Regions from separate parts of the Homo sapiens genome. Here region 2 is linked to region 1. A link is an interaction called in ENCODE POLR2A ChIA-PET data of the cell type or tissue named here. Cell type or tissue: PC-9. All regions are shown on one strand. Each heading gives the region's core, and the rest is flanking DNA. Links, peaks and the distances in the headings are about the cores only.

Region 1 (11,547 bases), core at 1,759-9,758:
AAGATGGGGGAAGAGATCAGGGTTCTCCAAACTGCCTTTCATGAATTGCCCTAAGGCAGAGTTTCCTATCTTTGCCACTGTGGGCATTTGAGGCTGAATCATTCTCTGGGCTGCGACCATCCTGGGCACTGCAGGGTGCTGAGCAGCACCCCTGGCCTTCACCCACTCCATGCCAGGAGCACCCCCCAAGTCATGACAACCAAAAATGTCCGCAGACATTGCCAGATGCCCCCAGAGCATGCAAAATCATCCCTGGTCAAGGCCACTGCCCTAAAGAAATGACTTCTTGGCTGGACACAGTGGCTCACACTTGTAATACCAGCACTTTGGGAGGCTGACGTAGGAGGATCACTTGAGGTTAGGAGTTGGAGACCACCCTGGCCTCCAACTCTATATGGCAACATAGCAAGAAGCCATCTCTATAAAAGAAAGAAAGAAAGAAATGGCTCGGGCCAGGCATGGTGGCTCATGCCTGTAATCCCAGCACTTTGGGAGGCCGAGGCAAGTGGATCACCTGAGGTCAGGAGTTCGAGACCAGCCTGGCCAATATGGTGAAACCCCATCTCTACTAAAAACACAAAAATTAGCCAGGCGTGGTGGCGGGCGCCTGTAATCCCAGCTGCTCAGGAGGCTGAGGCACGAGAATTGCTTGAACCTGGGAAGCAGAGATTGCAGTGAGCGAGTCGAGATCACGCCACTGTACTCCAGCCTAGGTGACAGAGCAAGACTCCATCTCAAAAAAATAAATAAATAAAAGAAATGGCTTGTTGCCCACCTTTCTGCCTCCCCGCCTGCCAAATACATCCACAGCACTTGTGGGAAGATCCGTCTGAGACCATGGATTCCAGGCTGGGCTGATGCCGGCACGCAGGAGGCCTCGCGCAAGACGGCTGGTCCCAGCCAGACCCAGAAAAATTAGATTAACTCGGAGAAGCTCGCCAAGACGATCCGTCAGGCCGCCTGAAGGACAGCGTATTGATTTCCACGTTGCGAAAAAATTAAATGATATCCCTTTTTGTTATTTAAAACGCTGCTTAAGCAATTCCCTAATGGAACGGCCCGGCCCGGGTCCAGGAACTCCCTGGCCCGGCCGGCAGCGTCTCCGGATCGGGTGGAGGACGAGGGAATGCGGACACGGCCCTGTCTTCCCCTCCGGGTAATTGATGACCTCAGGAGAACAGCTCCATTTTGCCTGCATGCAACGTGCACAGTTCTGATTTATTAAAGACATAACAATTATGAAAATAGCTGATTTATAATCAACTCGCCCGGACCCTAATTGATTTCCAGGGTGAAATTTAGAAGGGGAGGTATTGACACCTTGAGGACAGGGCGAGCCACCGGCCTTGGGGATGGACTGTGATGGGTGGCTGGGGTGGAGGGGGGAGGACGGGACAGGGAGACAGCGGCCTGAATCTAGTTGGGTTCTTTGTTGCTTCATGAGATGGGCTTTCTGCCCAGCGTTGCTGGAGAGGGTCAAGCCGTAATGGTTGCCACCATTTCCCAGTGACAGAGGCGGTCCCTGGCTCCAGCAGAGGCAACTGTGCCACATTGCAGACAAATCAGGCTGGGCCCAGTGGCTCATGCCTGGAATCCCAGCACTTTGGAAGGCCAAGGCAGGAGGATTGCTTGAGGCCAGGGTTCGAGACCAGCCTGGGCAACACAGCAAGACTCCGGTCTCTATTAAAATAAATAAAGTAATAATTTTTTTTTTTGAGATGGAGTGTCGCTCTGTCGCCCAGGCTGAAGTGCAGTGGCGCCATCTCGGCTCACTGCAACCTCCGCCTCCCAGGTTCACGCCATTCCCCCACCTCAGCCTCCCGAGTAGCTGGGACTACAGGGGCCTGCCACCAAGCCTGGCTAATTTTTTTGTATTTTTAGTAGAGACGGGGTTCCACCGTGTTAGCCAGGATGGTCCCAATCTCCTGACCTTGTGATCCACCCGCCTCAGCCTCCCAAGGTGCTGGGATTACAGGCGTGAGCCACCGTGCCCGGCCAAGTAATAATTTAAAAAAAAAAAAACAAATCTTCCAGCACTCTGTTGGGAAATCTCAACATTGTCCTCATAGCAGCCAGGACAACCTGATACTGTTGATACAAATGAGTCTGCCCCACAATGTCCAGAACCTTCTATCTCTCCAGAGCCTCATGCTCCGGTTGCCAGATGTGGCCAATAAAAATACAGGTTGCCAGCCAGGCACGGTGGCTCATGCCTGTAATCCCAGCACTTTGGGAGGCTGAGGCAGGTGGATCACTTGAGGTCAGAGGTCAGGAGTTCAAGACCAGCCGGGCCAACATGGTGAAACCCTGCCTTTACTAAAAATACAAAAATTAGCCGGGCATGGTGGTGTGTGCTTGTAATCCCAGCTGCTCAGGAGGCTGAGGCAGGAGAATTGCTTAAACCCAGGAGGTGGAGGTTGCATTGAGCCAAGATCGCACCATTGCACACCAGCCTGGGCGACAGAGTGAGACTCCGTCTGAAAGAAAAAAAAAAAAATACAGAATGCCGGGTTCAATCTGAGTTTCAGCCAAACAACAAGTGAGTTTTTAGTATAAGTATAGCCCATGCAATATTTGGGGTATACTCAGACTTTTTTTTTTTTTTTCTTAAAAAAGTATTTTCTGTTTATTTGAAATTCAAGTTGAACTGGGTGTCCTGTATCTTACCTCACAATCCTTCTGTGACGGGCAGGACTCCAGCTCCCAACAGCCCGTAAGGGACGAGACTGACTCCCATTCACCTGATGGGAAAATTGAGGCAAGAGGGGTCGGGCACGGTGGCTCACGCCTGTAATCCCAGCTCTTAGGGAGGCTGAGGCAGGTGGATCACAAGGTCAGGAGATCAAGACCATCCTGGCTAACACAGTGAAAACACGTCTTTACTAAAAATACAAAAAAAAAAAAAAATTAGCCAGGCTTGGTGGCGGGCACCTGTAGTCCCAGCTACTCGGGAGGCTGAGGCAGGAAAATGGCGTGAACCTGGGAGGTAGAACTTGCAGTGAGCCAAGGTTGCGCCACTGCACTCCAGCCTGGGCAACAGAGCGAGACTCCATCTCAAAAAAAAAAAAAAAAGGAAAAAGAAAAAAAAAAAGAAACAGAAACAGGGCTTTGTGTCTCTGGACCTCGGTCTCCACACTGCACAATGGGTGTGATGGTGGCCCCTCCATCACGCGGTGCTCAGGCTGAGGAAATGATTTGTGGATACCCACCAGCCCATGAGCACTCGATTCTTGGGTCTCCCCAGTGCCAACAAAGAGAGAGACAGAGGCAAAGACAGAGAGACAAAGAGAGAGACAAGAGAGAGGGATCTGGGCTGGTTCCGGAAGGGCGAGCCCCCTTTGCGGATGGGGTGGCCCAGGAGGGTGGGAATTCAGTTTGCAAATCAGAAGGTTCCAGACTTTTCTGTAAGGCAGGGAGACAGCTAAAGAGGAGCCTGCAGGCCGGGCGCGGTGGCTCATGCCTGTAATCCCGACACATTGAGATTGGGATCTGACCAAGGTGGGTGGATCATTTGAAGTCAGGAGTTTGAGACTAACCCGACCAACATGGTGAAAACCCATCTCTACTAAAAATGCAAAAAATTAGCCAGGCGTGGTGGTGCATGCCTGTAATCCCAGCTATTCAGGAGGCTGAAGCAGGAGAATCTCTTGAGCCTGGGAGGTGGAGGTTGCAGTGAGCTGACATCATGCCACTGCACTCCAGCCTGGGCGACAGAGCGAGACTCCGTCTCAAAAATAAATAAATAAATAAATAAATAAATAAATAAATAAAGGGGAGCCTGTAGGATGCAGAGACCCAGAGCACCTACCCACAGCTGCCAACGCCCAGTCCCCAAGATGGCCCTGCTGAGCAGTTTTAAGTATTGTTAAAGATAAAATAATTTTTCCTTCTCTGAGCCATCTGATTGACGTGGTAATGGGCCCCGCAGACAGGGAGAAGGTCAGGTTGCAATGTAATCAGTTTTTTCTAGAGTGACGTATAATCATGATAGCAGTGCACCTGGAAAAGGGGGAGGGACCTGCGACAGTCCCCAGACCCTCTGAGCTCTCCGTTGCAGGACACGACAGGGCCACAAGGACGGTGGGACCCAGGGAGGCTTCCTGGAGGAGGCGTAGCTGCAGCTGGGATTGGAAGGACATGGCATCACAAATGCAAAGTTGTGGAGGTTGGAACTGTCTCTTTGTGCCTCTTCCTGATCCCACTAGATCTTACTCTCCAGGGGAGAATCCAATTCCCACCTTTCCCAGCGTCTAGAGACATCCGCATCCCTTGGCTCAGGGCCCCCTCCTCCACCTTCACAGCCAGCAGTGGCTGGTCTAGTCCTTCTTTGGTTTTTTTGTTTGTTTGTTTGTTTGAGACAGAGTCTCACCCTGTAAGGCAGGAAGACAGCTAAAGAGGAGCCTGCAGGCCGGGCGCGGTGGCTCATGCCTGTAATCCCGACACTTTGAGATTGGGATCCGGCCGAGGTGGGTGGATCATTTGAAGTCAGGAGTTTGAGACCAGCCCGACTAACATGGTGAAACCCCGTCTCTACTAAAAATGCAAAAAATTAGCCGGACGTGGTGGTACATGTCTGTAATCCCAGCTATTCAGGAGGCTGAAGCAGGAGAATCTCTTGAACCTGAGAGGTGGAGGTGGAGCCCAGGCTGGAGTGCAGTGGCGCCATCTCTGCTAACTGCAACCTCTGCCTCCCGGGTTCAAGTGATTCTCCTGCCTCAGCCTCCCGAGTAGCTGAGATTACAGGCGCCCGTCACCACACCTGGCTAATTTTTGTATTTTTAGTAGAGATGGGGTTTCACCATGTTGGCCAGGCTGGCCTTGAACTCCTGACCTCAAGTGATCCTCCCGCCTCGGCCTCCCAAAATGCTGGGATTACAGGCGTGAGCTACCGCGCCCGGCCAGGCCTGGTCCTTCCTGTGTTGCTATCTGATTCTCTCTCTTCTGCCTCTGTCTTCCACTTTAAAAGACCCTTGCGATGATTTGGGCCCACCAGGTACTCCAGAATAATATCTTTCTCTCTCATCACTAGCTGCCTGGCAACCTTCATTCCACCTGCAACCCTAATTCTCCTTTGCCATTGAATCACATTCATGGGGTCTAAGATTAGGATGTGGACATCTTTGGGGGATCATTATTCTGCCAACTACAACAGCTGACTTGAACCACCAGGCAGACAGCACCACGTCCTACAGCTTGTTCTGTGGCCCAGGCTGGAGTGTAGTGGTGCGATCTTGGCTCACTGCCGCCTCCACCTCCCGGGTTCAAGCGATTATCCTGTCTCAGCCTCCCAAGTAGCCGCGATTACAGGCGTGTGTTACCATGCCTGGCCAATTTTTGCATTTTTAGTAGAGACAGGGTTTCACCATGTTGGCCAGGCTGGTCTTGAACTCCTGACCTCAAGTGATCCACCCGCCTTGGCCTCCCAAAGTGCTGGGATTATAGGTGTGAGCCACCGCGCCCGGCCACTAATTAGGTTTTTTGTTTTTGTTTTTTGTTTTTTCTGTTTTTTTGTTTTTTGTTTTTTGTTTTTGAGACAGAGTCTCACTCTGTCGCCCAGGCTGGAGTGCAGTGGTGCGATGTCGGCTCACTGCAAGCTCCGCCTCCCGGGTTCATGCCATTCTCCTGCCTCACCCTCCTGAGTAACCGGAACTACAGGCATGAGCCACTGCGCCTGGCCCGGTTTTTTTGTATTTTTTGTAGACAGGGTTTCACCATGTTGCCCAGGCTGGTCTTGAACTCCTGAGCTCAAGCGATCCTCCCAACTTGGCCTCCCAAAGTGCTGAGATTATGCACTTTCATGCATTGGGCATTGATTACACCCTGAGCGTGGAGTCATACACTTGACCCTCTTTGCCTCCCCAGCTCCTCCTCACAGGCTCCACCAGGGAAGAAAATACCACTGTACCTAATGCACTGATCAAAACATTGAGACTCAGTGACTGAACAACTTGCCAATGATCCCTCTTGCTCCATAAATTCCGAAGTTGGAATTTAAATGTATGCACATGTGATCGCAAAGCCCGTGGATCTTTTTTTTGTATTTGTATTTGTATTTTTGTATTTGTAACTACTTGTGATTTGTATAATTACTATTATGGTTGTATGGCTACTATCCTTCACTGAGCACCTATTTGTTGATCAGTCTCCAGAATTCACGCCCTAGCTGACTCCTCTGGAAAAGCATTTTACAAAGGAGAGAGCTCAGAGAGGTTGAAGGGCGTGTCCAAGGTCACCCAGTGGGCGGCAGAGCTAGAATTTGAACCCAAGTTCCCCTGGCTGCCGTCCACTGCCTTCCCTGCCTCTGGGAAGAAACCAGGGCTTTGCGGATGATCTACAGAGGCCACTCATCGAGACCCTGCTCGGGTTATTTGGCGGTTTCAGGGGCTCAGCACGCTTTTTTTTTCTTTTCGGCAGAGGCTGGTGGCGGTCCGGGAAGATGAGCCAAGTGCTGAGTCTGCAATGCGAAGTGTCTCTGCAAAAGCCACCAGCCACGTGGCCACAGAGGCCCAGGGCTGTGCAGATGATCAATGTCGCCCCATCCGTCGCTCTGCCATCCTCTCACCTCCGCCTCGGCGTCCTTTATCCCTCCCACTCCGGGTCGCTCTCCAGCTTCCTGGTGCAAAAAGACTGAGCGACACTGCAGAGCGTCCTGAAAATGATGGTGCAGAAATCGTTTAAGGACTGCCGAGGTGAGGAAGGGCAGCCCAGGCCACCATGGAGACACGCAAGGCCGGGTGCCGTGGCTCACGCCTGAAATCCCAGCACTTTGAGAGGCCGAAGTGGGAGGATTGCTTGAGCTCAGGAGTTCGAGGCCAGCCCGGGCAGCATAGCCAGACCCATGTTCCTACAAAAAAACTAGCAGGGCACGGTGGCCTGCACCTGTAGTCCCAGCTACTTGGGAGGCTGAGGCAGGAGAATTGCTTGAGCTTGGGAGGCTAAGGCTGCAATGAGCTGTGATCGTCCTACTGCACTCCAGCCTAGGCAACAGAGCGAGACCCTGTCTCAAGAAAAGAAGGAAGGTTTGGGATGCCAAGGCAGGTGGATTGCCTGAGGTCAGGAGTTCAAGACCAGCCTGGCCAACATGGTGAAACCCCGTATCTACTAAAATCCAAAAATTAGCTGGGCGTGGTGGTGCATGCCTGTAGTTCCAGCTACTAGGGAGGCTGAGGCAGGAGAATGGCGTGAACCTGGGAGGTGGAGCTTGCAGTGAGTCGAGATTGGGCCACTGCACTCCAGCCTGGGCGACAGAGTGAGACTCCGTCTCAAAAAAAAAAAAAAAAAAAAGAAAGAAAATACAAAATTAGCGGGGTATGGTGGCACATGCCTGTAATCCCAGCTACTCGGGAGGCTGAGGGAGGAGAATGGCTTGAATGTGGGAGGTAGAGGTTGTAGTGAGCCGAGATTGCGGCATTGCACTCCAGCCTGGGCAACAAGAGTGAAACTCTGTCTCAAAAAAAAAAAAAAAAAAATAGAGAGAGAGCAGATGAGGACACAGACACACACAGAGGGAAGACAATGTGAGGACACAGGAAAAATGTGGCCATTGAAAAGCCAAGAAGAGAGACCTCAGAAGAGATCAGCCCTGTCAACACCTTGTCTCAGGTGTCTTCCAGCCTCCAGAGTTGTGAGACAACACATTTCTATTGTTTAAGCCAACCAGCCTTTGTACTTCTTTTTGGCAGCCCTAACAAACTCATATAGTGCCCACGAGACCACCTTTACCAGCTCTTCAATAGCCAGGACTCTAAAAGTCACAAAAACAAAGAACAAACAGAAACACTTGATTTCAATTGACTTCAGCAAAAAGGGAGCTATTGTAAATAATAGTATGCCTTCAGGCACGGTTTGATCCAGGTGCTGAAGCCATGTCAAGACCATCTGCTTTCTTCTGAATTAACTTCATTCACAGGAGGCTTTTCCACGTGGTGATCAGATGGGTCCTAGGAGGACAAGGCATTTATCAGCTCAGCAACCCCTGAGGAAAATGTGTCTTCTTACCCCACAGCAGGACTTCACCCACAAGTCCACCAAATATTTAGGAGTTCTCTCTGATTGGGACAACATGGGTCATGGCCCTGAGATAATCACTGAGGCCAGAGGTGTAGCATCCTCTGATTGGCCAGCCCTGGGTATCTTTGATTGGACCTCCCTAGAAAGAGACTTTAAGGCAAGGATTTGTGGGGCAAGGAGTTTATCTAGAAGAAAGCATTCCGGGCCAGGTGCAGTGGCTCACACCTGTAATCCCAGCACTTTGGGAGGCCGAGGCGGGTGGATCATCTGAGGTCGGGAGTTTGAGACCAGCCTGACGAACATGGAGAAACCCTGTCTTTACTAAAAATACAAAAATTAGCCGGATGTGGTGGTGCGTGCCTGTAATCCCAGCTACTTGGGAGGCTGAGGCAGGAGAATCACTTGAACCTGGGAGGCAGAAGTTGTGGTGAGCCGAGATCATGCCATTGCACTCCAGCAAAACTCCATCTCAAAAAAAAAAAAAAAAAAAAAAAAAAAAGCATTCCAGGAATCACTGGGAGGGGAGAGGAAAGTGAGACAAGGGAGGGAAAGAGCCAACACAAGGGGTGTTAATGAGCAGGTGAATGTGCGGGAAACTGGGGCTCGGTCCCACTGGGAACCTCTGGGAGGTACAGAACCTGCTTGGAGTTATCCCAACAGATGGGTCAGGGAGCTGAAGTATTGATCCACCCACTCCCCATCTGTAAAGGTGGAAAGCTGCATTAGCTCTCCTGCCCTCTGGCCTGGCTTGCACAGGACCAAATGGCCTCCAACAGCCAGCAGGACACCATCAGACAGGAGATGTCACAGGTGTTAGCAGTATACAGCCTTCGCATGCAAAGGTGACCTCAAGGCCAGGTGTGGTGGCTCACGCTTGTAATCCCAGCACTTTGGGAGGCCAAGGTGGGCTAATCACCTGAGGTCAGGAGTTCAAGATCAGCCTGGCCAACATGGCAAAACCCCATCTCTACTAAAAATACAAAAAAATTAGCTTGGTGTGGTGGTGGGCACTGTAATCCAGCTACTTGCCAGGAGAATCACTTGAACCCAGGAGGCAGAGGTTGCAGTGAGCTGAGATCATGCCACTGCATTCCAGCCTGGGTGACAGAGCAGGACTCAGCCTTAAAAAAAAAAAAAAAAAAAAAAAGTGACCTCACGATCATAGGGGTAGGGTTGCACTGGGTCACAGCCTCCCTCCCTGGTTCCCAGGTTGAAGCTGACCCTGCCTGGACTTCAGGAACCAAAAGCAAGACAGGGAAGTTCCTCCCAGAAAAATCTAAGGTGCTGTTCCTGAAAAAGGAAGGGTGCAATGGTCTTACTAGAGTCACTTCTCCTTAATTATTCCCATGGATACCATATGTGCCCACTGGGTGCCTCTTGACATTGCCCTCAAGTTGTCCATGACCCTGAGCACCTTCTCAGTCTATAGGGCCGATCACCCTTTCCAACATCACACAGAGAGAGGACCAGATGGTACGATGGATGACACCAAGGCTGCTGTTATTTCTGTGGCTGCCACAAGGTGTTGCTGTTGAACAATAGTCTTGCACAGTCTGTTGCCTCCTTTTCCCTTTGCACTGGCCCCAGTGGAACCCCAACTGAGGTCCGCAAGGTTAGAGTCCTTTGATTTACATTCTTGAATGACTTCAGGCCCCAATCACCAAGCTAGACACAATAACAGGGAAAGTGAAGGAGGTAGAACTTCCAGACACATGTTGCGTTCAAAACCAGGTTTTCCTCCGTTCTCCTCCTCTGTCCCCCTTGAGACTAAGTTCCCACGTGACAGCACTAGGCTTCCTTTTCTGCCTTCAGGTGTCCCTCGGGGCCACTCCTGCCCATCAGAGAGAACCTCAGAAGCAAAAGAAACTGGATTGCAATTCCTTTGCTCCGGTGAATCCCACTTCAACACCACTAGTCAGCTCTGCACACGAAGGAGTTTGAGGAACGGCAGCCTTTGTCCAAGTACTGGTATTCATTACCTATTACTGTGCAACAGATTATCACAAACATAGCAGCTTGAAATAACTCATTTATTATCTCACAGTTTCTGGAAGTCACGCATCCAGAAACAACTTAGCTGGTCCTCTGTTCCAGGGTTTTCCCAAACAGCTACAATCAAGATGTTACCTGGGGCCACCGACATCTCAAGGTCACCAGAGAAAGATCTGCTTCCAAGTTCAAGTGGCCTTGCTCGCGGCTGCTCTTTGTTCTTCTTCCTCTTCTCTCTTCTTCTTCCTCTTCCTCTTCTCTTCTTCTCCTTCTTCTTCTTCTTCTCCTTCTTCTTCGACAGCCTCTTAGTTTGTTACCCAGGCTGGAGTACAGCAGCATGATCTCAGCTCACTGCAGCCTCAACCTCTCCAGCTCAAGCAATCCTCCTGCCTCAGCCTCCCAAGTAGATGGGGACTGGAGGCGCACACCACCATACCCAGCTAATTTTTTCTATATACATATTTTTAGGGACAGGGTCTTGCTATGTTGCCCAGGCTGCTCTTGAGTTCCTGGGCTCGAGCAGTGCTCCCACCTCAGCCTCCCACAGTGCTGGGGTTACAGGTGTGAACCTCTGTGTCCAGCCTGATGGTTGCTTCTTCTCACTCTCTTGCAGTCCCACTTCTATGGGAATAACCTCAGGCTGGTCTTTCAGAAATCAGAGGGCCCATGGAAGAGAGCCCAGTTATCCCAGCCAACCCCCTAACAAGAAAGGAAGCCCAACCAAGATCAGCAGAGCTGCCTATCCAACCCCAAGTTCACTGCAAATTCACTGCAGAGACAGGAATGAGCCCACTTGAGACTGGAAGAGTCAGATGGTTTTATCTGTAGACTTACGAACACAAATAAATGCTTAGGCCAGGAGCTGTGGCTTACACCTGGAATCCCAGCACTTTGGGAGGCTGCAGCAAGAGGATCACTTGAGGCCAGGAGTTCAGGACCAGCCTGGCCAACATAGTGAGGTGCCAGCTCTACAAAAAAAAAAAAAAAAAATTAGGAAAAAATTACCTGGGTGTGGTGGCGCACCTGTAGTCCCAGCTACTTGGAAGCAGAGGTAGGAGGATTACTTGAACCTCAGAGGTTGAGGCTGAAGTGAGCCATGATTGCACCACTGCACTCCAGCCTGGGCGACAAAGTGAGACCCCAACTCCACACTCTCTCTCACACACACACACACACACACACACACACACACACACACACAAATAAGATAAAATAAAAACGCTTAGTGCTTGAAGTCATTGGCTGCAGGGCTACTTGTTACGTACGCAGCAGTAGCTGACTGATCCAACCAGCAATAGCGTCATCATCACCATCCCCCACAATGGGCACCCACTTGCCTTCAATATGAATAAAACTAAGAGGAATCATTCAACTGATTCTCTCTAAATAAAGAAGTTCTGCTTCAAGGAGCTTAGCTGTCTCCACTGTACAAAGGAAAGGTGGCCGGCAGCGTCTGCTGATTAAAAAATGTTAAGTTCCACTTCACCAGGCATCCCAATACCCTCATTTTCCATCCACCCTCCCTGGAAGGTTGAGAAGCCAGGGAGT
Region 2 (11,547 bases), core at 1,535-9,534, 61 kb after region 1:
GTCCCGCGGCCGCACGGTCAGCGGTAGCAGCAGCGCCTCGTCCGCCAGGTGCACCTTGATGTGGTAGCGCTTCCAGCGCGACAGCCCCCGCCGCAGCCCCTCCATGGCGCCCGCCCGGCTCCGGCTCCAGCTCTGGCCCCGGGCCCCGAGCGCCCCGCGCACCCGCCCGACTAGCCTGGCCGCCCGCCCCCGCCGCGCCCGCGCTCCGCCCGCCCGGACACGCCCGGCACGCAGTGGGCAGGCCCGGCCCGGCGGGGCGGGGCGGGTGCCACGGTCCCCTCAGGCGTCCGCTCCCCACTGCTGGCCCCAGAGTGCGCCCGGGGGTCTAGAGGCGGAGTGGCCACTCAGCACAGAGCCATCAGCGAGGTCATCCCAGCCAAGGAGACGCGCGAATGTCCAGGGGGTTACATGGTGGAGGCTCCAGGGAGGGAGGCTGGGAGGCCACTTTATTTGATCTTTTTAAGGACAGGCTGGAGCGCAGTGGCGCAATCATGGTTCGTTGCAGCCTTGACCTCCCGGGCTCAAGCGATCCTCCCGCCTCAGCCTCTCAAGTAGCTGGGACTACAGGCGCTGCCACCAAGCCCAGCTCACTTTTGTAGTTTTTGTAGAGATGGGGCCTGGCCGTGTTGCCCAGGCTGGTTTTGAACTCCTGACGTCAAGTGATTCTCCGCCTTGGCCTCCCAAAGCGGTGGGATTATAACCCTCAGCCACCACGCTCAGCCTACATTAAAAAAAAAATTTACTTTTAGGCCAGGTGCGGTGGCTCATGCCTGGAATCCCAGCACTTTGGGAGACTGAGGTGGGCGGATCACATGAGGTCAGGAGTTCGAGACCAACCTGGCCAACATGGTGAAACCCCGTCTCTACTATAAGTACAAAAATTAGCCAGGCGTGGTGGCACATGCCTGTAGTTCCAGCTACTCAGGAGGCTGAGGCAGAAGAATCGCTTGAACCCGCAGACAGAGGTTGCAGTGAGCCGAGATTGTGCCACTGCACTCCAGCCTGAGCCACAGAGCGAGACTTATCGCAAAAAAAAAAAAAAAAAAAAAAAAAAAAAAAATGGCCGGGTGTGGTGGCTCACGCCTGTAATCCCAGTACTTTGGGAGGCCCAGGTGGGCAGATCACAAGGTCAGGAGATCGAGACCATCCTGGCTAACGCGGTGAAACCCCCCCGTCTCTACCAAAAATACAAAAAATTAGCCGGGCGTGGTGGCGGGCGCCTGTAGTCCCAGCTACTCCGGAGGCTGAGGCAAGAGAATGGCGTGAACCTGGGAGGCGGAGCTTGCAGTGAGCCGAGATCGTGCGCCACTGCATTCCAGCCTGGGAGACACAGCGAGACTCCGTCTCAAAAAAAAAAAAAAAAAAGAAAGAAAGAAAGAAAGAAAGAGGGAGAGAGAGAGAAAGAGAAGAGGAAAGAAAGAATGAAAGAAAGAAAGAGAGAGAGAGAGGAAGAGAAGGAAAAAAAGAGAAGGGCTGGGTGCAGGGGCTAACGCCTGTAATCCCAACACTTTGGGAGGCCGAGGTGGGCAGATCACCTGAGGTTGGGAGATCGAGATCTACCTGACCAACACAGAGAAACCCCGTCTCTACAAAAAATACAAAAAAATTAGCCAGGCGTGGTGGTGGGTGCCTGTAATCCCAACTACTCAGGAGGCTGAGCCAGGAGAATCGCTTGAACCCAGGAGGTGGAGGTTGTGGTGAGCGGAGATCTGCCATTGCACTCTAGCCTGGGCAACAAGAGGGAAACTCCGTCTCAAAAAAGAAAAGAAAAGAAAAGAGCACCTGCTAAGTGACAGACAGTCTTCTAGGTACTTTATTGGGGTGGGGGAAGCATCTCTTACTTTTCTCATGACACTATGACTTCCCATTTTACAAGTGAGAAAACTGAGGCATAGAGAAGAAAAGAGATTTCCCAGAGGAAACAGAGAGAAAAGTGGCAGAGCTGGGATTCGAACCCAGGCCACCTAGCATTAGCAGTTTTGTTGTAATCCATTCATTACACAAACATCACTTTTTTTTTTTTTTTTTTTTTTGAGACAGAGTTTCACTCTTGTTGCCCAGGGTGGAGTACAATGGCACAATCTCGGCTCACCGCAACCTCCGCCTCCCAGGTGCAAGCAATTCTCCTGCCTCAGCCTTCCCGAGTAGCTGGGATTACAGGCATGCGCCACCAAGCCTGGCTAATTTTTTGTATTTTTAGTAGAGACGGGGTTTCTCCATGTTAGTCAGGCTGGTCTTGAACTCCCGATCTCAGGTGATCCACCCGCCTTGGCATCCCAAAGTGCTGGGATTACAGGTGGGAGCCACCTCGCCCAGCCCACAAACATCACTCTTACACAACCATGAGAGTTCAGATGGAGGTTTCTAGTTTTTATTATTATTATTACTATTTTTGAGATGGAGTCTCACTCTGTCACTCAGGCTGGAGTGCAGTGGCAATATCTCGGCTCACTGCAGCCTCCGCCTCCTGGGTTCAAGCGATTCTCCCGCCTCAGCCTCCTGAGTAGCTGGAATTACAGGCGTGCGCCACCACGCCAGGCTAATTTTTGTATTTTTAGTAGAGACAGGGTTTCACCATGTTAGCCAGGGTGGTCTCAAACTCCTGACCTCAAGTGATCTGCCTGCCTTGGCCTCCCAAATTGCTGGGATTACAGGCGTGAGCCACCACGTCCAGCCTTTTTTTTTTTTTTTTCAGATGGAGATTTTAAAGATAACTCAAACCAAATTAAATTCCAGATGGCCCCTTCAACCCTTGCCCCCAGCGAAATAAACTATACAAATATTAGGAGAAAACACAGGAGTTAAAAATAAAAATAATCTGGGCCAGGCGCGGTGGCTCATGCCTGTAATCCCAGCACTTTGGGAGGCTGAGGCGGGCAAATCAAGAGGTCAGGAGTTCGAGACCAGCCTGGCCAACATGGTGAAACCCCGTCTCTACTAAAAATACAAAAATTAGCCAGGTGTGGTGGTGCATGCCTGTAATCCCAGCTACTCAAGAGGCTGAGGCGGGAGAATCACTTGAACCCGGGAGGTGGAGCTGGCAGTGAGCCGAGACCACACCATTGCACTCCAGCCTGTGTGACAGAGTGATACTCCGTCTCAAAAAAATATAAAAATAAAATTAATCTTAACTGTGTTAAAGCATATTAAACCCAGAAACCTTTAATTAAAAGATTAATAACTGACTACAAATATAAAATTCCTACACACATATGCACATTAAAAAAATACTAGAAGATCAAAAGGCAACATCAAGGAAGAAAGTTTTCCAAAACACGACAGACAAAAGACTGATTTTCTTAATATGTAAAGAGCATCTGGAAATCAATAAGGATTAACAAGCAAATTGAAAAAGGGGTGAGAGACTGGGCACAGTGGCTCACTCCTGTAATCTCAGCACTTTGGGAGGCCAAGGTGGGTGGATCACCTGGGGTCAGGAGATCGAGACCAGCCTGGCCAACATGGTGAAACCCTGTCTCTACTAAAAATACAAAAATTAGCCAGGTGTGGTGGTGGGTGCCTATAATTCCAGCTACTTGGGAGGCTGAGGCAGGAGAATGGCTTCAACCCAGGAGGTTGAAGTACAATGCCCAGGGTGGAGTACAATGGCAACTGTGGAGTACACAGTTGCAGTGAGCCAAGATTGCACCACTGCACTCCAGCCTGGGTGACAGAGTGAGAGACTGTCTTAAGAAAAACAAAACAGGCCGGGCACGGTGGCTCACGCCTGTAATCCCAGCACTTTGGGAGGCTGAGGCAGGCGGATCCCCTGAGGTAGGGAGTTCGAGACCAGCCTGGCCAACATGGAGAAACCCTGTCTCTACTAAAAATTCAAAATTAGCTGGGTGTGGTGGTGCATGCCTGTAATGCCAGCTACTTGGGAGGCTGAGGCAGGAGAATCATTTGAACCCAGGAGGCAGTGGTTGCGGTGAGCCAACATCGCACCATTGCACTCCAGCCTGGGCAACAAGAGGGAAACTCCATCTCAAAAAAAAAAAGAAAAAAGAAAAACAAAACAAACAAATAAAAAATACTAGAAGATGAAGAGGCAACATCAAGGGGGAAAATCTTCCAAAACATGATAGACAAGAGACTGATATCCTTAATATGTAAAAAGCATCTAGAAATCAATATGGATTAACAAGCCAGTCCAAAAAAGGGTGAAAGACATGAATGGATTTTTGTTGTTGTTGTTTTGTTTTTGTTTTTGAGCAAACAGGGTCTTGCTGTTTCCCACACTGGAATGCAGTGACACAATCTTGGCTCACTGAAACTGTGTACCACCCCTCCCGGCTAATTTTCAGTATTTTTAGTAGAGACAGGGTTTCGCCATGTTGCCCAGGCTGGTCTCGAACTCCTGGGATTCAAGCAATCCTCCCACCTCAGCCTCCCAAAGTGCTGGGATTACAAGCATAAGCCACCACACATGAACGGTTTTCTGAAAAGGAAATACAAACGTCTTCTGGGCATAGGCAAGGGAGTTCATTCTCGCTCATGGTAACCTAAATATAAAAAAAAACTACCATGAAATATCTTTTTCTTCTTTTCATCTGTCTGGCTGGTAAAGATGAAAAAGTCTGAGCATTTGCTGTGTTTTCAGGGTTTTGGGAAAAGAGCAGCCTCATGCTGCTGGGGTTCAGAGTGTGAAATGGTGTAAGCTCTCTGACAATAGCTATTTGAAAAAGGTATAAGCCAGCAGTGTCCTTTCTGGGAAGGTATCCGTGTGCACAAAGAGAGATGATAACATAATACATGTGCCAAGAAATTTACATGTAACACAGCAAAGTAGGAGGCTGGCATGATCCCTGACCTCCTTGAACAAAGGAGGGAAACTGAGGCCCGGAGAGGAGTAGTGGCAGAATGAGAACCCAGGCTGGGCTGGTCACTCTCCGGGGAAGGTGGGCGGGCTGGCTTAACCTGAAGAACTAGGTCACCATGGCCCCAGCCACTTCCCTATTCAGGCTGAATTCCAGGCCTCGCCCATCATAATTGCTGGTGTCCAAGAAGGTCAAAGGGAGGCCTGGGGACACTCGGCTTTAACACGGGGAGGCCACGCTGAGCCCTGGGAGTGCTAGGTGCCACTTCCAGTTAATTCTGACTTTCTCATTAAGCTGTTAGGAAAAGCTCGGTGGCTGTGGGCGACCGGCCCCTGTGCCTGGGTCTGTGGATTAGAGGGATCATGGTTTTTGCCTCGAGACACTGTATTATCTGTTGCGGGCAATTATGGAAGACCCAGGCAGACAGTGATGAGCTCAGAGAATCCCTGAGCTCTGGAGTCTGGAGGCTCAGAATCGTGGGATCACTGAACATGTAGACACTTAGGATCTTAGAACAGCTGGTGTTCAGTCCTCCTGAACAATGTGGAATCTCAGAGCTCTCTAGTGGGTGGGTGGGGGCTCTGAGCGGTAATCACCATACATCCCCTCTGGCTGTCTTAGGGGAGAAAAAGCTGCAGTAGTAAGTTTTAATAAAGTTCAGCAGGAAGCAAGAGGAATAGGCTTTTTAAAATGGGCCAGAGTCCGGGCATGGTGGCTCTTGCCTGTAATCCCAGCACTTTGGGAGGCCGAGGCAGGAGGATCGCTTGAGGCCAGGATTTTAAGACTAGCCTAAGCCACATAGCAAGGCCCTGACTCTACAATTTTTTTTTTTTTTTTTGAGACGGAGTCTCACTCTTTCACGTAGGCTGGAGTGTCTTTTCACCTAGGCACGAACTCAGCTCACTGCAACCTCCACCTCCCAGGTTCAAGCGATTCTCCTGCCTCCTGAGTAGCTGAGGTTAGAGGCATGCGCCACCACGCCAGGCTAATTTTTATATTTTTAGTAGACACGGGGTTTCACCATGTTAGCCAGGCTGGTCTCGAACTCCTGATCTTAAGTGATCCGCCTGCCTCAGTCTCCCAAAGTGCTGGGATTACAGGTATGAGCCACCATGCCCGGCCAGAATTTTAAAATTAGCTGGGCGTGGTGGTGTGCGCCCCCGTAGTCCCAGCTACTCAGGAGACTGAGGCAAGTGGATCACCTGAGACCAGGAGTTGGAGGCTGCAGTGAGCTATGATTGCACCACTGCACTCCAGCCTGGGCAACAGAGCAAGACCCTCTCTCGAAAAAAAAAAAAAAAAAGAAAGAAAGAAATCTCTTCTACATTACAAGAGGCAAAGTATCTATAATTCCAGAATGTGGCAATGCTAAGGGCAGTGGATATGTTACAGATGGGGGCAAGTGGGCCTGGCACCCACCCTCCTTCCCTATTTGCCTACAGGATTGGTGGAATATGCAGCCCCCCCCAACCCACACTTCTCCCTGCTGCCCAGCCTCTGATGAACAGGCATTCTGGCCTATATTATTATTATTATTTATTTTTATTTATTTATTTATTTTTTTGAGACAGAGTCTTGCTCTGTTGCCCAGGCTGGAGTACAGTGGCACGATCTTGGCTCACTGCAAGCTCCGCCTCCCGGGTTCACGCCATTGTCCTGCCTCAGCCTCCCGAGTAGCTGGGACTACAGGCGCCCGCCACCATGCCCAGCTAATTTTTTGTATTTTTAGTAGAGACGGGGTTTCACCATGTTGGCCAGGATGGTCTTGATCTCCTGATCTCGTGATCCACCCGCCTCGGCCTCCCAAAGTGCTGGAATTACAGGCATTGAGCCACTGTGCCCGGCTGGCCTATGCTATTATTTTATTTTATCTTATTTTACTTTATGAAACAGGATCTTACTCTGTTGCCCAGGCTGGAGTACAGTGGCATGACCATGGCTCACTGCAGCCTCAACCTCCCAGGCTCAAGCGATCCTCCCACCTCAGCCTCCTGAGTAGCTGGGACTACAGGCACACACCTGTAATCCCGGTTGTGGTGGCGGGTGCCTGTAATCCCAGCTACTCTGGAGGCTAAGGCAGGAGAATCACTTGAACCTAGGAGGCGCAGGTTGCAGTGAGCCAAGATTGTACCACTGCACTCCAGCCTGGGCGACAAGAGCAAAACTCCATCTAAAGGAAGGAAGGAAGAGAGGGGGGAGGAAGGGAGGAGAGGAAGGAAAGAAGGAGGGAGGGAGAAAAGAAAGGAAGGAGGGAGGGAGGGAGGGAAGGAAGGAAGGAAGGAAGGAAGGAAGGAAGGAAGGAAGGAAGGAAGGGATTGATTGATTCACACGCAGGATGTTTGTTGGGCAAATGAAGGTTTATGGTGGTCCCTATTGGCAAGTTGTGTTTTTCTAGCCTCATTCTATTAGAAACAAAGGCTATCTGCCACCAACATGTTTAAACAAAGTAGCATTCCTCATATATAAAGAGTTGTTAGAAATCAATAAAAATAAAGCAACATGTGCAAAGAACGTGCATACACTTTGGACACACAAAAGACATAGGTGGGAAATTGTAAAAGACTTGAAAAAAGAATTTCACTGCTGGGCACGGTGGCTCATGCCTGTAATCCCAGCACTTTGGGAGGCTGAGACGGGTGGATCACCTGAGGTCGGGAGTTCGAGACCAACCTGACCAATATGGAGAAACCCTGTCTCTACTAAAAATACAAAATTAGCCGGGCATGGTGGCGCATGCCTGTAATCCCACCTACTCGGGAGGCTGAGGCAAGAGAAGTGCTTGAACCTGGGAGGTGGAGGTTGCGGTGAGCCGAGATTGTGCCATTGCACTCCAGCCTGGGCAACAAGAGTGAACTCCGTCTCAAAAAAAAAAAAAGAATTTCACCACTCTAATATTTGACAAAAAGATCCAATAATAGTTTTTGTGAAGGTACAAGGCAGTGAGCACTTGCATACATTGCTGGGATAAGTTAGTACCAAGTCCCATCTTTCTGGAGGGCGAAATGGCAAAGTATATTGAAAGTCTTTGATGGAAAATAACCATAATGACTCACATTTGTTGAGTGACAACCTCATTTATTATCTTTTCCCCATCAGAACAGAAACTCCCCAACGGCTATTTTGTCTGTTCTATTCACCGCTGAGTTCCCAATGTCTGAAACAACTCATGCCCCTGATTTTTATACCCAGCATGATCCCGTCTACTCAGTTTTCTGAAGTTTGAGAACCGCTGAGCTGAGCTAAAAGGAAAGTTTTTATGCAGACAGACGTCCAAGCATCCAATCTATTTAGGCCTTTTTGACAACCCTCAAGTTCTTAGCAGTGAGTGAAGAATTCTCAGGGGCTCCCCACTGACCCATAGGTTAATAGATGTGCTTGTAGTTATTAGAATTAAATGAGGTGATTTTTCCTTTTTTTTTTTTTTCTTTGAGGGAAGGTCTGGCTCTGTGTCACCCAGGCTGGAGCAGAGCGGCGTGATCTCAGCTCACTGCAACCTCCGCCTCCTGGGCTCAAGTGATCCTCCCACCTCAGCCTCCCGAGTAGCTGGGACTATAGGTGCACACCATCCCGCGTGGCTAATTATTGTATTATTATTATTATTGTTGTTATTGTTATTATTATTATAATTATTATTTTGTAGAGACAGGGTTTTGCCATGTTGCCCAGACTGGTCTCGAACTCCTGGGCTCAAAACTAATCTGCCCACCTTGGCCTCTCAAAGTGCTGGGATTCCAGGCGTGAGCCATCACACCCAGCCTGAGATAATTTATCACATTGAGTCTTTAGCATGCTCCAGGAGTGTTCAAGGTTTTATAAACCTCAACTCACCTCATAGCAATGCTATGAGATAGATGCTAATATCAAGCCCATTTTTTTTAACACAAACAATCCCATAGTATTTATTGCCATCTTGTAGTAACACAACGGTAATCAAAACAATATGAATAAATCTTCACATTGGACAAAGGACATCTAAAAACAAACTGTATCCTTCTCAACAATTTCTCACTTCATTGATCATTTCTAGTTGGAGACACTTTGCAGCAGAGTAATATTACCTCCTTTTAGCATGATCCGACCCAGTTGTTTTCTTGACTTTGTTTTAGAATGAATCTCTTCTGCATCATCTAATACAAGGTTCATATACTCATCAAAACCAATGATACAGCCTTCTATCCGCATATTCACTTGCTCATAGAGCCACACCTGAATCCGCGATCTATTTTGTAAGTATCTGAAGATGAGGCTGATGGGCTGCACCATAACCTTCTGCACTTTCTGGCCCTGGCCACGGTACGCCATGGTGGAATTTCACCCATTTTTTTTTTTTTTTTATAATTTATTTTGTTTTGTTTTGTTTTTTGAGACAGAGTCTCACTCTGTTGCCCAGGCTGGAGTGCAGTGGCGCGATCTCGGCTCGCTGCAGGCTCCGCCTCCCGGGTTCAGGCCATTCTCCTGCCTCAGCCCCCCAAGTAGCTGGGACTACAGGCGCCCGCCACCACGCCCAGCTATTTTTTTTTAGCAGAGACGGGGTTTCACCATGTTAGCCAGGATGGTCTCAATCTCCTGACCTCGTGATCTGCCTGCCTTGGCCTCCCAGAGTGCTGAGATTACAGGCGTGAGCTACCGCGCCTGGCCCTAATTTTTTGTACTTTTAGCAGAGACAGGGTTTCACCGTGTTAGCCAGGATGGTCTCGATCTCCTGACCTCGTGATCCGCCCGCCTCGGCCTCCCAGAGTGCTGGGATTATAGGCGTGAGCCACCGCGCCCGGCCCTAATTTTTTGTATTTTTAGTAGAGACGGGGTTTCACCGTATTAGCCAGGATGATCTCGATCTCCTGACCTTGTGATCCGCCCGCCTCGGCCTCCCAAAGTGCTGGGATTACAGGCATGAGCCACCGCGCCCGGCCGAATATCAGGCCCATTTTACAGATGAGGAAACTGAATGCATAGCATGAAGGCAGTACCCGAGCCAAGGCCTGGCACATAGTAGGTGCTTAGTTTGAGCAGGATCTAAATCTCGTTTGGTCAGACCCACAGACACACAGCTCCATGAACAGTCGCTCCTGTCTCTCCAGGGGACCCCAGGAAGCACTTCATAAATATTTCAGTTCTTGAATTCTTTGGTGACTCTATACAGAGCCGCCAGGAAAGGTGAGCAGGGGCGGGAGAGGCAGCTTTCCAAGGGGGGCGGAGACATGAGGCACACATCAAGTCACTCGCCAGCCCGGATACACCAAAATGTACACAGCATGAGGAGAAGTCAGTCACACAGAGACACAGACACACCCAAGGCAAATACAGCCATGATATGTAGCAAGAGAAAAATGAGACACGTAGTCACATGCGCAGAGACACATGCCCCCCAGAGCAAACACAGACACACACGGACACACGCCCCATGACAAACACAGATGCACACAGAGAGACACACGGCCTTAAGCCTCACACACGGAGATTCACCAGATCCACACCCCAAGACAGAAGCAGGCACGTCCACTCCTGAGACCAATACAAACTCACTCTAAGAGAAGCACAGACACAACCAGGGCCTTCGCCTACCGGGGGCCGGGTTGGGAGGCTCTGGAGACCCTCGACCCTTGAGGAAGCCCCCATTCCAGCCTCCACCTGCGCCTCCAGGGCCTCCCACAAAGGTGGTGTTGGGCCCGTGGGGGAAACGCTGGGCGGGCAGAGAGATGGGGGCTTCCGCGGCAGGAGGGGCCCAACCGGGTCGGCTGCGTTGCAGAGCGTGGCTCTTGGGCGCCACCTAGTGGGCACATGGAGTAGAGGGCCCGGCTGCCCCAAGTGCAGATCCACATCTGTGCAGGTCCTGGGTTCATCTGTTTCTGCTTTTGTCTATTTGCGTCCCTGTGTGTGTGCGTCTGTTTCACTCTGTGTCTCAGTCTCTGTCTCTCTTCTCCCTGAATCTCTCTTTTTCTGTGTCTCGGTGTCTTTATCTCTCCATCCCTCTTTTTTCTCCCCTTCCCTCCCCCACGGCTTCCCCCACCTCCAGAGCCTGAGGCTTCGTCAATAAGCAAGCCAGGCATCTCCAGTGACCCAGCACACCCCACTTATAGCCGCATCTCTTGGGTCCCGTCCCTCAACGGCGTCTTGGTCCCCATGAGTGTCCACCTGCTATGACTCAGCCAGGGGCTGAGTGAGTGGGGGTGTGATACCCAACGGACTCTCACTCTGTCGCCCAGGCTGGAGTGCAGTGGTGCAACATCAGCTCACTGCAACCTCCACCTCCCAGGTTCAAGAGATTCTCCTGCCTCAGCCTCCCGAGTAGCTGGGATTACAGGCATGCGCCACCATGCCCTGCTAATTTTTGTATTTCTAGTAGAGACAAGGTTTTGCCATGTTGACCAGGCTGATCTCGAACTCCTGACCTCAGGTGATCCACCCACCTCAGCCTCCCAAAGTGCTGGGATTACAGACATGAGCCACCGTGCCTGGCTAATTATATCTATTTTTTAATACAGAGTCTCGCTCTGTTGCCCAGACTGGAGTGCAGTGGTGTGATCTCAGCTCACTGTAACTTCCACCTCCCAGATTCAAGTGATTCTCCTGCCTCAGCCTCCCGAGTAGCTGGGATTACAGGCGTGCACCACCACACCTGGCTAATTTTTGTGTTTTTAGTAGAGATGGAGTTTCACCATGTTGACCAGGCTGGTCTCAAGTGATCTGCCTGCCTCGGCCTCCCAAAGTGCTTGGAGTACAGGTGTGAGGC

Evidence for each region. ChIA-PET counts read pairs that join two places held together with the same protein. Peaks named below come from ENCODE experiments on the same cell type or tissue, not always from the same donor. Only the 100,000 strongest peaks of a DNase experiment are listed, where the experiment ranks them.
Region 2: POLR2A ChIA-PET joins it to region 1 with 12 read pairs; 3 of 35 experiments call an interaction of 5 or more read pairs at or near these places.

What each region holds. Positions count from the first base shown.
Region 1 is chr19:5,506,376-5,517,922 of GRCh38, forward strand. No RefSeq gene overlaps it. Among named protein-coding and RNA genes, the nearest start is that of TINCR, 56 kb to the right of the region's middle. RefSeq lists enhancers at 1,699-1,868, 6,555-7,054 and a cis regulatory region at 1,784. In PC-9, for the core only: a CTCF peak has its summit at 9,567 (motif pointing right); a DNase peak (open chromatin) is centred at 5,666.
Region 2 is chr19:5,567,820-5,579,366 of GRCh38, forward strand. It overlaps TINCR (TINCR ubiquitin domain containing), which reads right to left and starts at 134. Exons shown (of 3, transcript NM_001396408.1): 1 at 1-134. The coding sequence starts at 105. It also overlaps the pseudogene SNRPEP4. In PC-9, for the core only: no CTCF peak of the experiment used is centred there; DNase peaks (open chromatin) are centred at 4,982 and 7,932; H3K27ac peaks cover 2,649 bases.